Regions from separate parts of the Homo sapiens genome. Here region 1 is linked to region 2. Evidence: chromatin contacts called from ENCODE Hi-C or POLR2A ChIA-PET data. All regions are on one chromosome and are shown on one strand. The core of a region is the stretch at or near the end of the contact, and the rest is flanking DNA. Distances in the headings are between cores, read along the strand shown. Region 1 holds the start of UQCRFS1 (ubiquinol-cytochrome c reductase, Rieske iron-sulfur polypeptide 1). Region 2 holds the start of ZNF430 (zinc finger protein 430).

Region 1 (5,627 bases), core at 378-2,877, 8.2 Mb after region 2:
AAATCCGACGTTGTGAAAGATAGAAAAATAAAGAAGATATTACCTTCTCTATGCCCTTAAGCCCAAGGGTGGAGGAGTTACCAATAAACACAATACAGAGTGTAAAGTGTATGTGCTACAGAGACAGACAAATCAGCAAATAAAAACTTTATTCACCTGATCCTTAACTGAGATTGAAAAGATGGGTAAGGAAAACATATGGACATGTAGCAACTTAGTGGAAGGACCATGAAGAAAGTGCAGAGCCCAGGGTGAATGAAGACAGAGTAAAAAGAAAAGTGGCGGGCAATTTGGTTAGCGTGTAGGGGAAGAGTCACAAACAGCTATCAGTGGAGCCAGGCTGGTAACAGAATGAAACACGCAGACCTGGTAAAGACTGTGACAAACTGGAGAAGACCACTTGCTCCAACTGCGGGGGCGGCCACTACACAGCACACTATGGAATTTTCCCAAGTAGAAACTAGATCCCAGTATTACCGGCTTCCAGCATTTTAAGAGATGCCATTAGTCTTCCCAGTTTTTTTGAAAACTACACAGCCTGCAGACACACTGCCCACAGGCTGCCATTTCTCTATCTCCGATACAGGGCCAAGTAAAGATGGAAGGCGAGGCAAAGAAGATAAACGGGGATCTAAGGACAGAGGGTGTGGAATAGCCCCTGCGAAGAGCTCAGTGGCTACGACAATTCGTCTTGTCAAATCCCTGCTACCACATGTCCACACCACGGATCCTGGTGCGAGTCATTCTACCTCGTCTGTTTTCTCATCTGTAAAATGTAAATGTCGTCAATCTCTGCCCGTCCTTGACGACTGATTATGTTGTGACACTACACTGTAACTGACCTTGTGTATGTTTTTTTTGTTTTTTTTTTGGTGGGGGGGTGATGAAGGGGAAGGACATGAAGGGATCGGTAGTGGTGAGAAGACCAACTTCCCAAATATTAGTAAGTTTCCATTTCTTAAGCATGTAAGTGCCCAAACTGTGCTAACGGCTTTACGTAGAATTCCTCCACCTAAGCCTCACGACACCCCTACAAAATTGATAAAGATATGAATCCATTTCACAGGAAGTACGTTTAGAAACTCGCCCAAGGTCAAACGACCTGCAAGCAACAAAACCCCTCAGAGGTGGCTGGAACAGCGGGACTACAGAGCTCGTGAACTCGGCCGAGGAGGAACCAGGCGAAGCCGGCGGACGCGAGTCCAGGCCGGCCACCAGAAAGACGCCCCGAGCCCGGGGGCCAGGCCCAGAGTTGCGGAGGCCGCCCAGCCCGACCTGATTCAGGCTCCGCTCGCGCGCCCGCGGCCGCTCCCTGCTGGGGGCCGGAGGAGCGGGCACCGAGAGACCCCCAGCCCTGCTCGCGGCCCTCGCCCCGGCTCACCATTGAGGCCCACGGAGGCGACCAAAGGCCGGCGCACGGCCTGGCCGCTCAGCGACTCCCGGCTGAGGAAGGGCCGCTTCAGGTCCAACACAGGCTGCTCCGGGGTGGCGGGCACCGTGGCCTGCACCAAGGGCCGCAGCGCGCCCGCCACCCCGCGGGACGTGGCCGACAGGACGGGCGCGAACGGGCCTGAGCGGGATGCTACCGACAACATGGCGACAGCCGCTCCAACCGCCAAGCCGGTCACAGGGACGACCTTCCAACCACGGCGCAGGCGCGAGGAGGCGCGGGACGCGTGACGACAGCGCGCCGCCGGAAAGGAAATTCTGCAGTCCTGCAGGGCGGGGCAAACTTGGAGAGGCGCTGCGTCGGGGGACGGGGCTACAAGCCGTCGCTGGGGGCGGGGCTTGCGGCCCACCTGTAGGTCCCGGTGCCACCTCGTCAGTGTCCCGAGAGATCCCCAGAAGAACGAGAGGGCTGAACAGGGGACCCCACTGACGTCCGGTGGGCCGACTTTACGATCCTTTAGGGTAAAAATTTCATCTAGGAAGACCTAGAGATAACAATAAACGATTATAGTTTAACTTAGGATGGTAATATATCTCAACTACGACGAAGTCCAGCACATAGTAATCGCTATGTGTTTACTATGATGATTTTTATTATCTTCATCTAACAACAACAACAACAAAAAGGCCAGAGGCATCTGTGCAAAGCTCGATAATGCTAATGGATTATGTTTATTAAGTATTCACTGTGTATTTGGTTTTGCGTTTTATTATACCTACGTTCTTTCATTTGTTATCAAGGTCTCTATGAAGTCAGAGCTATTACTATCAGCATTTTACCCATGAAGAAACCGAGGTTTAGAGAGATTCTTTTCCAGGAACTGGATAGCCAGCAAGATGTGAAGCAGGGTAATCTGTCTCCTGAGTCTATGCTCTTCAGTGCCACCACTGTTTCCCAAAGTAGGATTTTAGAATTTTAGAGGATGCACAGAGCTCGCTCATTCATGTTCCATCACATAGTGAGAAAGTTTTGTTTTCTTTTGTTTTGTTTTTCAATCCTGATTGCACCAATGAGAAAGTCTCAGTTTGGTGCTAATACATCTTTAATTAAAAAAAAAAAAAAGTAGAGATGAGGTCTCACTATATTGCCCACTCCAGTCTCGAACTTCTGGCCTCAAGGAGTCCTGTCTCCCCCTCCCAAAGTACTGGGATTATAGGCATGAGCAAATTCACTTGGCCTCAGTTTGATCCTAATATATCTTTAATTCCTCTCTACACTTATCTCCCACTTTTAACAGAAAAGATCTTGAGTTAGAAGCTCTTAGCAGAGAACTGAGTCTAGAGTGATTTCATTATATGGTTCATAGTATTGATTTTCTATCCATACTGGTTTTCTATTCTGTACTATACTGAGATAAAGTTTTTCATTTAGGTCAAAAATAATTTAAATATTAAGTAAATGTTAATATAAGCAGTGCACAGAATTGGCTCTGTGCTGTGCATGGGCTCTGTGATCTGGGCAAGTTCCCTCACCTCTCTGTGCCTCAGTTTCCTCACCTGCCAAATGGGGGCAGTAATGATGCCATGTGTGTTGTAAAGTTACTGGGAGGAGTAAATGAACTAAAACGTGTAAAGCATCTACAAGCAGGCCCAGCACACAGGCAGCACCAAGTGAGGATTTGCTAGTGGTGTTTTTATCTGAGATGCCACCTCCTCTAAGAAGCCTTCCCTTGATCCTTGCTGACTCGTTGTTATTCCTCATGCCAGGTCCAAAGTGTACTGACAGGTTTCCCCTTTGACCTTCCTATGACTCCCCTTAGGGCCTAGGCTTTGACCAGCCTTATAGCCCAAGGGACTATATTGTACTCTCAAGATTGGAGGCTGCCTCCTCAGGGGCCACCCTAGCCAGGCTCATCACACAGCTGGCTCAGTGCTCTCCCTTGGCAACAACCTTAGGATAAAAGACATTTCCAGAGAAGTTGTCACACAGCATGCATGGTTTGAGTGCTTCACAAGAAATAATATCACAATTCCCTCTGAGTTGGTAAGGAAATGAAAAATGAATGAATGAATGAATGATCCTTCACAAAACCTTCACAATGTCCCAGTTGGGTGAACAGAATAGGAATTATCTCCAGACCTCCTGGGTTCAATTTTAGTTTCACCACTCACTAGCTGTGCCCTAGGGCAAGTTATTTAATCTCTGTGTGTGCCTCCGTCTTTCTCTTGTAAAACAGAGATAATAACAGGATCTACCCTAGAGAGTTATTTTAAGGATGAGATGGATTAATACATGTAAAATGCCTAGAACTGTGCCTGGCACACAGTATGTAAATATCTGCAATAATAATAACTTTCTATTTTCTAGATGAAGAAACTAAGACTCAGAGAAGACAAATGACATGCCCAAAGACACATTGATAAGAACGCATCTGGTAGTGGTGTTCGAGTCCAGCGTTGCAGCAGAGAGATGGGTAACTGTATGGCCGAACAGCTGTCTTCTCGTGGAAGAAGGAGGCCAATGTCCAGGAGTGGCAGGCATACTGGAACTTGGACTTCTGTAGGCCAACCTGGGTTCCACTTGGTAGATGGGGGTCTTGCTGTGTTGCCCAGGCTGGTCTCAAACTCCTGGCCTGAAGCAGTCCTCCTCCCTTAGCCTCCAGAGTAGCTGGGACTACAGGTACACACCACTGCAACCCCTCAGTGGTTGTTATTTAACTGAAGGGGGTTTTAGCTTTCATGTATCAGCTCACTCTGGAGCCAGACAGCCTGGCCTTCATGGCAGCTCTGCCCCTTACTACCTGTGTGACATCGGGCAACGTTACTGAGTGTCAGATTTCTTATTTGTAAAACAGGGATAAAAATGACATTGCTGTGCAAATTAAAAGAAAGAATCCATGTGAGATATTTAGCACACTGGCATACAATGAGAGCTTAATAAACATTGTTAGTTTTGTAAACTGAGGGAAAAAAATAGCCACAGGCCTGGGAACATAAATGCTTGGTAAGCTTCTCAGTTCCCTGGAAGTCTGACACGCAATGTGTATGTATGAACAAGGCAGGAGGAAGCATGACACCAAGCCTTCCTTTTAACAAACACTGTTTAAATCAGAGGTCGGAAGTCATGGACTGGAGATTCATTCTCTCCCCACTCATTTCTGCCCAGAGACACCTGGTGATCTGGCATACACAGTGCTATGAACCTCAGAATTATTTGCTAGCATTTACAAATTGTGAGTACTCCCACATACAAACTGTGGTAGATGGAATAATGCCTCCCCACAAAAATGTCCACAGCCTAATCCCTGGAACCTGGGAATATGTTACTTTACACAGCAAAGGAATGTTGCAGCTGTGATTGGAGATTGAGATAGGGAGAGTGTATTAGTCTGTTGTCATGCGGCTATGAAGAAATACCTGAGACTGGGTAATTTACAAAGAAAAGAGGTTTAATTCACTTACAGCTCAGCACGGCTGGTTGGGGGGGCGCCCTCAGGAAATTTACAATCATGGTAGGAGGCACCTCTTCACAGGGTGGCAGGAGAGAAAATAAGAGCAGAGCGAAGGGGGAACCCCTTATAAAACTGTCAGATCTCATGAGAACTCACTGTCATGAGAACAGCATGGGGGAAACCGCCCCCATGATCCATCACCTCCACCTGGTCCCCCCCTTGTTACAATTCAAGGGGATTGTAACAATTCAAGGTGAGATCTGGGTGGGGACACAGAGCCAAACCATATCAGAGAGTCTTCCTGCAGTGTCCGGGTGGGTGCGGCATGTTCATAGGGTCTTAGAAGAGGGAAGCAAGAGGTGAGAGGACAGAAATGCCACATTGCTGGCTTTGAGGGTGGGGCCAGAGGAGGGACCTGCAGGCAGAGATAGAGCTGGAAATGGAAAGGAAACCTTCTCCCTTAGAGTCTCCAGAAGAAGTGCAGCCCTACAGACCTGTGTTAGGCTTCAGACCTCCAGAATTGTAAAATAATAAAATTGCATTATTTTAAGCCACTCGAGGCCCATGTCCTCAACAAAGAGAAAGACGGTGGGGTGCTGTCAGCCAGGGTAGGTACCTGCTTGGTGGTCTGGGTCCTTTCCCACTGTGTCCATTCAGTTACATTACCTGCCCATCTGCTGAGGCCTCGAGTTTGGGACCTCAGGTTTATATAATTCCTTGCACAAGCATGATCGATTGATTCCGGAGAGTAGCAGAACACTGATATGCAGGGGAATCTCCTAGTTC
Region 2 (5,532 bases), core at 2,630-5,129:
CTCTGTTGAATTTAATTTCTCTAAAATTTTAAAGTTTTTCTCTTTTAAAAGTTTTCAAATATTTTCTTCTCTCTCTCTCTCTTTTTTTTTTCTTGAGATGGAGTTTCACTCTTGTTGGCCAGGCTGGAGTGCAGTGGTGCGATCTTGGCTCACTGAAACCTCAGCCTCCCAGGTTCAAGCGATTCTCCTGCTTCAGCCTCCCACGTAGCTGGGATTACAGACATGTGCCATCACGCCCGGCTAATTTTGTATTTTTAGTGGAGACAGGGTTTCCTCATGGTGGTCAGGCTGATCTCGAACTCCTGACCTCAGGTGATCCACCCACCTCAGCCTCCCAAAGTGCTGGGATTAGGCATGAGCCACCGCACACAGCCTAGTTTTCAAAAAAAATTTTTTTTTGAGACAGAGTTTCGCGCTGTCACCCAGGCTGGAGTGCAGTGGCATGATCTCAGCTCACTGCAAGCTCTGCCTTCCAGGTTCACGCCATTCTCCTGCCTCAGCCTCCCGAGTAGCTGGGACTACAGGCGCCCGCCACCATGCCCAGCTAATTTTTTGTATTTTTAGTAGAGACGGGGTTTCACCGTGTTAGCCAGATGGTCTCGATCTCCTGACCTCGTGATCCGCCTGCCTCAGCCTCCCAGTGTTGGGATTACAGGCGTGAGCCACAGTGCCAGCTCAAATATTTTCAATGATAAAAATAAATAATGTGCTGTTGGGCTTTGATTTTCTAAACTCATCCCTCAGCTATTTCCTCAAATTATTCTGTCTTCGAAATGCTTCTCCAATATTTTTTTTTTTTTGAGACAGAGTCTCATTTTACCACCCAGTGTGGATGGCAGTGGTGCAGCCAATCATGGCTTACTGCAGCCTTGACCTTCCAGACTCAAGCAATCCTCCTGCCTCTGCCACCTAAGTATTGGGACTATAGGCATGTACCACCATGGTTGGCTAATTTTTTCATTTTTTTAATGGAAACAAAATCTTATTATGTTGCTCAGGCTGCACTGGAACGCCTGAGCTCACATAATTCTCCCATCTTAGCCTCCCAAAGTGCTAGGATTACAGGTCTGAGCCACCGTGTTTGCAAAATGGTAGCAATTTTTCATCCCCCTTGTATCCATGCCCAATGCCAGATGCTTTTACAGTTGTTTCCATCAAGATTCAGAATCTGTTTTCCAAACCCTAGATCAGGCTGGCCTTATTTGCTCAGGGCAGTAGAAACCTGTGAACATGGCAATGAGCTAGTTTGGGACCTAGGCTCAAATGGTCTTGAGTGCTTCTGTTTTTCTTTTAGAATGTTGACATCACCTTGGAAAAAAGCCCATGTTAGCCAGCTGGAAAATAAGGTATCATGGGGAGGAGAAGCAAGGTGTCCCTATTGACAACCCCAGAAGCAGAACATCACCCCCAGAAGCACAGCTGCCTAGTCAACAAGCAGCTGACGACATATGACTGAAGGAGCTCAGCTGAAACCAGAAGAATGGCCCCACTGAGCCCAACCTAAATGGCTGACCATCTCGATTATGAACTAATAAGTTTTGGATGATTTGTTATGCTGCAATAGCTAACTAATACATGCACCCAGTGCAGATAGGATGCCAGGATTCAATGACAGGTTGATTACTAGTTATGTTCTAACAGTGGGCACCCTATAGGTACTGATTTTTTCCCCTGATTTAAAGTTGGGTGACTTGTAAGAGAATGTTGAGTAATGCAGAAATACAGGTAGACATGTATGCATGTGATTGGTGCTTATACCCACACAGTCCCACACACCACAGGAGAAAACAGGTAACTACAGCCTGACTAGTAGGGCCAAGGCCAATAGCAAAATAAGTTTTGCCTTTAATCTGTTTTCTCCATATCTAAACATTTGAGGTCAAGAGTGTGGACAGATCTGAAGACACAGAGTTTTATTATCCTGTGGCCCCAACATTCTTTCTTCACTGTCTGATCTCTGGAAGAAAAGTGGGCAACAGGTGGCCAGCAGTGGTCTACCTGTGGTTATTTTACTCCTGCTGCCATCTGCTCTTTTTATGGCCACTATCTGTTCCACCCTTAGAACTGAAGAAAGATATTGGTAGGGAGAGACTCTGCCTTCACTTCTGGCAGAAAAGGGATGTTCAGTTCATTCACCCCCCTGACATCAGAGCTGAACTTCAATGTGGCAGCTATTGGCCACGTGTGCCTCCTGAGTGACTGGAATGTGGCTGGTCTGAACTGCGATGTGCTAGAAAGGTAAAATACAGAGTTAGTTTCAAAGATTTAGTTTCAAATGTTTATATACATTATTAATAATTACACATTCCTCACACATTAAAATGATAATATTATGGACATATTGGGTTAAATTGTTACAATCAATTCAACCTGTTCCTTGTTTCTTTTTCAAGTTTGTCTACTAGAAAATTTAAGATTCACATGTGGCTCACATTTTATTTCAGAAGATTACCATCTTTTTAAAATCTGAGGCTGCCTCCTTTAGCCGGGAAGGTCATAAAATCTGAAATTTTAAAATAATTATTGTTACATTCTTTTCATTTTTGAATAGCCACTATATATATATAAATATAAATATATATAAAAATATATAAAAATAAAAATATAAATATATATAAAAACATAAATATATATAAATATAAATATGTATAATATATAAATATATAAAAATATATAAAAATATAAATATAAAAAATATATATAAATATAAATATATAAATATAAATATAAATATATATAAATATATACATATAAATATATAAATATAAATATATAAATATATAAATATAAATATATATAAATATATAAATATATATATATAAATATATAAATATATAAATATATATATATAAATATATAAATATTTATATATAAATATATATAAATATATAAATATATATAAATATATAAATATATATAAATATATATAAATATATAAATATATATAAGTATATAAATATAAATATATATAAATATATAAATATATATATAAATATATATAAATATATAAATATATATAATTATATAAATATAAATATATATAAATATATATAAATGTATATAAATACATAAATAAATATATAAATATATATAAATATATATATAAATAAATATATACAAATATATATAAATAAATATATATAAATATATATAAATAAATATATATAAATATATATAAATAAATATATAAATATATAAATATATAAATAAATACATATATAAATATATAAAATATATATAAATAAATATATAAAAATATATATAAATAAATATATATAAATAAATATATATATATATATATATATATATATTTTAGACAGAGTTGTGCTCTTGTTGCCCAGGCTGGAGTGCAATGGCACAATCTCGGCTCACCGCAACCTCCGCCTCCCAGGTTCAAGCGGTTCTCCTGCCTCAGCCTCCCGAGTACCTGGGATAACACACATGGGCCACCACAACCCGCTAATTTTATATTTTTTATAAAGACTGGGTTTCTCCATGTTGGTCAGGCTGGTCTCTAACTCCCGACCTCAGGTCATCTGCCCGCTTCAGCCTTCCAAAATGTTGGGATTACGGGCGTGAGCCACCGTGACCGGCCCCATATATTATTTATAAATGCATATGACCTTACACACAAGGTTAAATGCAAATAACCTCTGGGGTGGGCCTGGCTCAGCTCAGGGAGGAAGCCCTGTCAGAGAAGGATGCAGCCCAAGCTGTCACTCTTCTTTCAGCCCCGCATCTCATCACATCTTCCGTCAATCATGGCCTGAGGGGGCGGGGATTTAAATGTTATCCAATCAGAGACGCTAGGCAGGGAACCGTCCAATCAGGCACGCAGGTGAAGCGGACAGGGCGGCTTCCGGGTTTGGCGGGGCCTTTGTCCCTCGCTGTGGCCTGAGCTCCAGGTCTCGTCTTCAGCGCTCTGTGTCCTCTGCTCCTAGAGGTCCAGGCTCTGTGGCCCTGTGACCCGCAGGTATTGGGAGATCTACAGCTAAGACGCCAGGAACCCCTGGAAGCCTAGAAATGGTGAGAGTGCCGGGTCCGACATCCCCAGAGAGGGGAGGGGCTGGTTGTAATGGGTGGGAAGTGGCTGTGGCGGGACTCAGGCCTCCCGGCAGTCAGCTGCACAATCTGCGCCCCGAGTTCTTGCCCAGCTGGGCCTCAGTCCCCATCAGCCTTAAGATGGCGGCTGCGCTGACAGGCGGGCCCCAGCACGTCCCGTCTCTTCCTTGCGCAGTGACTGTGCCCTGGCCTGGAGCCCTCTCTGGGCAGCTCTGCATCCGCAGCGCCGCGTCTCTCCCAGACTGTGCAGGGACCACGGGAGGATCGTCACGGGAGAATCGTCACGGGAGAATCCTGACTTGGGGTGCGAGTTCATGAATGGGAAGAACTTTGGTCCTGGGTTCCTAGTTCCTCTTTTCTCCTATTAAAAATGTACAGACCGGGAGGGGTGGCTCACGTCTGTAATCCCAGTACTTTGGGAGGCCGAGGCGGGCGCATCACTAAGTCAGGAGAGTTCAAGACCAGCCTGGCCAGCATAGTGAAACCCCGTCTTTACTAAAAATACAAAAATTTGCCGGGCATGGTGGTACACGCCTGTAGTCCCAGCTACTTGGGAGACTGAGGCAGGAGAATCACTTGAACCTGGGAGGTGGAGATTGCAGTGAGCCGAGATAGCGCCACTGCACTACAGCCTGTGTAACAGAGCAAGACTCCGTCTCGGAAAAAAAAAATGTACAGAAGTCACCACAAAAATATTAAAGAAATTAATCAAAGAGTGATTAAAAAACTGTTGAGCACCCAGCTGTGGTTTGTAATTTGTTGTTCATGGCGGGGCTTGAAGGAAAGACTTTTATAAGGTGCATGATGAAGAAAGCCAAATTCAGTAATTGGTTAGGTACCGTTATGTAGTTTCTTAGTTTGTACAATAAAGGTGAAAATTTTCTGGTTGTGTAATCAGACCTTAATTGGCAGTATACAGTTGATTAAGCCTGAATTTTGTGTCTTTCAATGTAGTAATTTTCAAAACGATGCGCCTGAGTTAGATTTTTTTTTTTTTTTTTTTTTTTTTTTTTTGAGATGGAGTCTCGCTCTTGTCGCCCAGGCTGGAGTGCAGTGGCACAATCTCGGCTCACTACAACTTCTGCCGCTGCCTGTGTTCAAGCTTCTCCTGCCTCAGCCTTTTGAGTAGCTGGAATTACAAGCGCCTGCCACCCTGCCCAGCTAATTTTTGTACTTTTAGTAGAGACGGGGTTTCACCATGTTGGCCTGGCTGGCCTCGAACTCTTGACCTCAGGTGATCCGCCTGCCTTGGCCTCCCAAAATGCTGGGATTACAGGCGTGAGCTATCACGCCCAGCCACGTTAGATCTTTTTAAAAGTAGGAACCCAGGGTCTAGAGACACCTCAGTCTAATTGCCTGCCACTCAATTATTTTCACACTCCACGGGGAACTGATTTTCTGCTGCATTTTTCACCTGTGTCCCAAGCAGGGTCTTAAGTCTAACCCCCGTCCCCCATTTCTCCAGCCTCA

The links. Hi-C counts contacts between places; a loop is a spot of excess contacts on that map. ChIA-PET counts read pairs that join two places held with the same protein, here RNA polymerase II (POLR2A). Pooled maps may share reads with other maps.
Region 1: a pooled map shows a loop between it and region 2 (10-fold over the local background). The contact joins the promoter of UQCRFS1 here to the promoter of ZNF430 in region 2. A Hi-C loop is called at or near these places in 3 of 50 pooled maps. POLR2A ChIA-PET finds 5 or more read pairs at or near these places in 2 of 52 experiments (activated CD4-positive, alpha-beta T cell and activated CD4-positive, alpha-beta memory T cell).

The regions. Positions count from the first base shown.
Region 1 is chr19:29,211,524-29,217,150 of GRCh38, forward strand. It overlaps UQCRFS1 (ubiquinol-cytochrome c reductase, Rieske iron-sulfur polypeptide 1), which reads right to left and starts at 1,628. Exons shown (of 2, transcript NM_006003.3): 1 at 1,382-1,628. The coding sequence starts at 1,595. UQCRFS1-DT (UQCRFS1 divergent transcript) reads left to right here and starts at 1,730. Exons shown (of 2, transcript NR_184022.1): 1 at 1,730-1,885; 2 at 3,758-4,292. RefSeq lists a silencer at 1,222-1,531 and an enhancer at 1,572-1,811.
Region 2 is chr19:21,016,778-21,022,309 of GRCh38, forward strand. It overlaps ZNF430 (zinc finger protein 430), which reads left to right and starts at 3,880. Exons shown (of 5, transcript NM_025189.4): 1 at 3,880-4,026. The coding sequence starts at 4,024. RefSeq lists enhancers at 3,570-4,163, 4,164-4,755.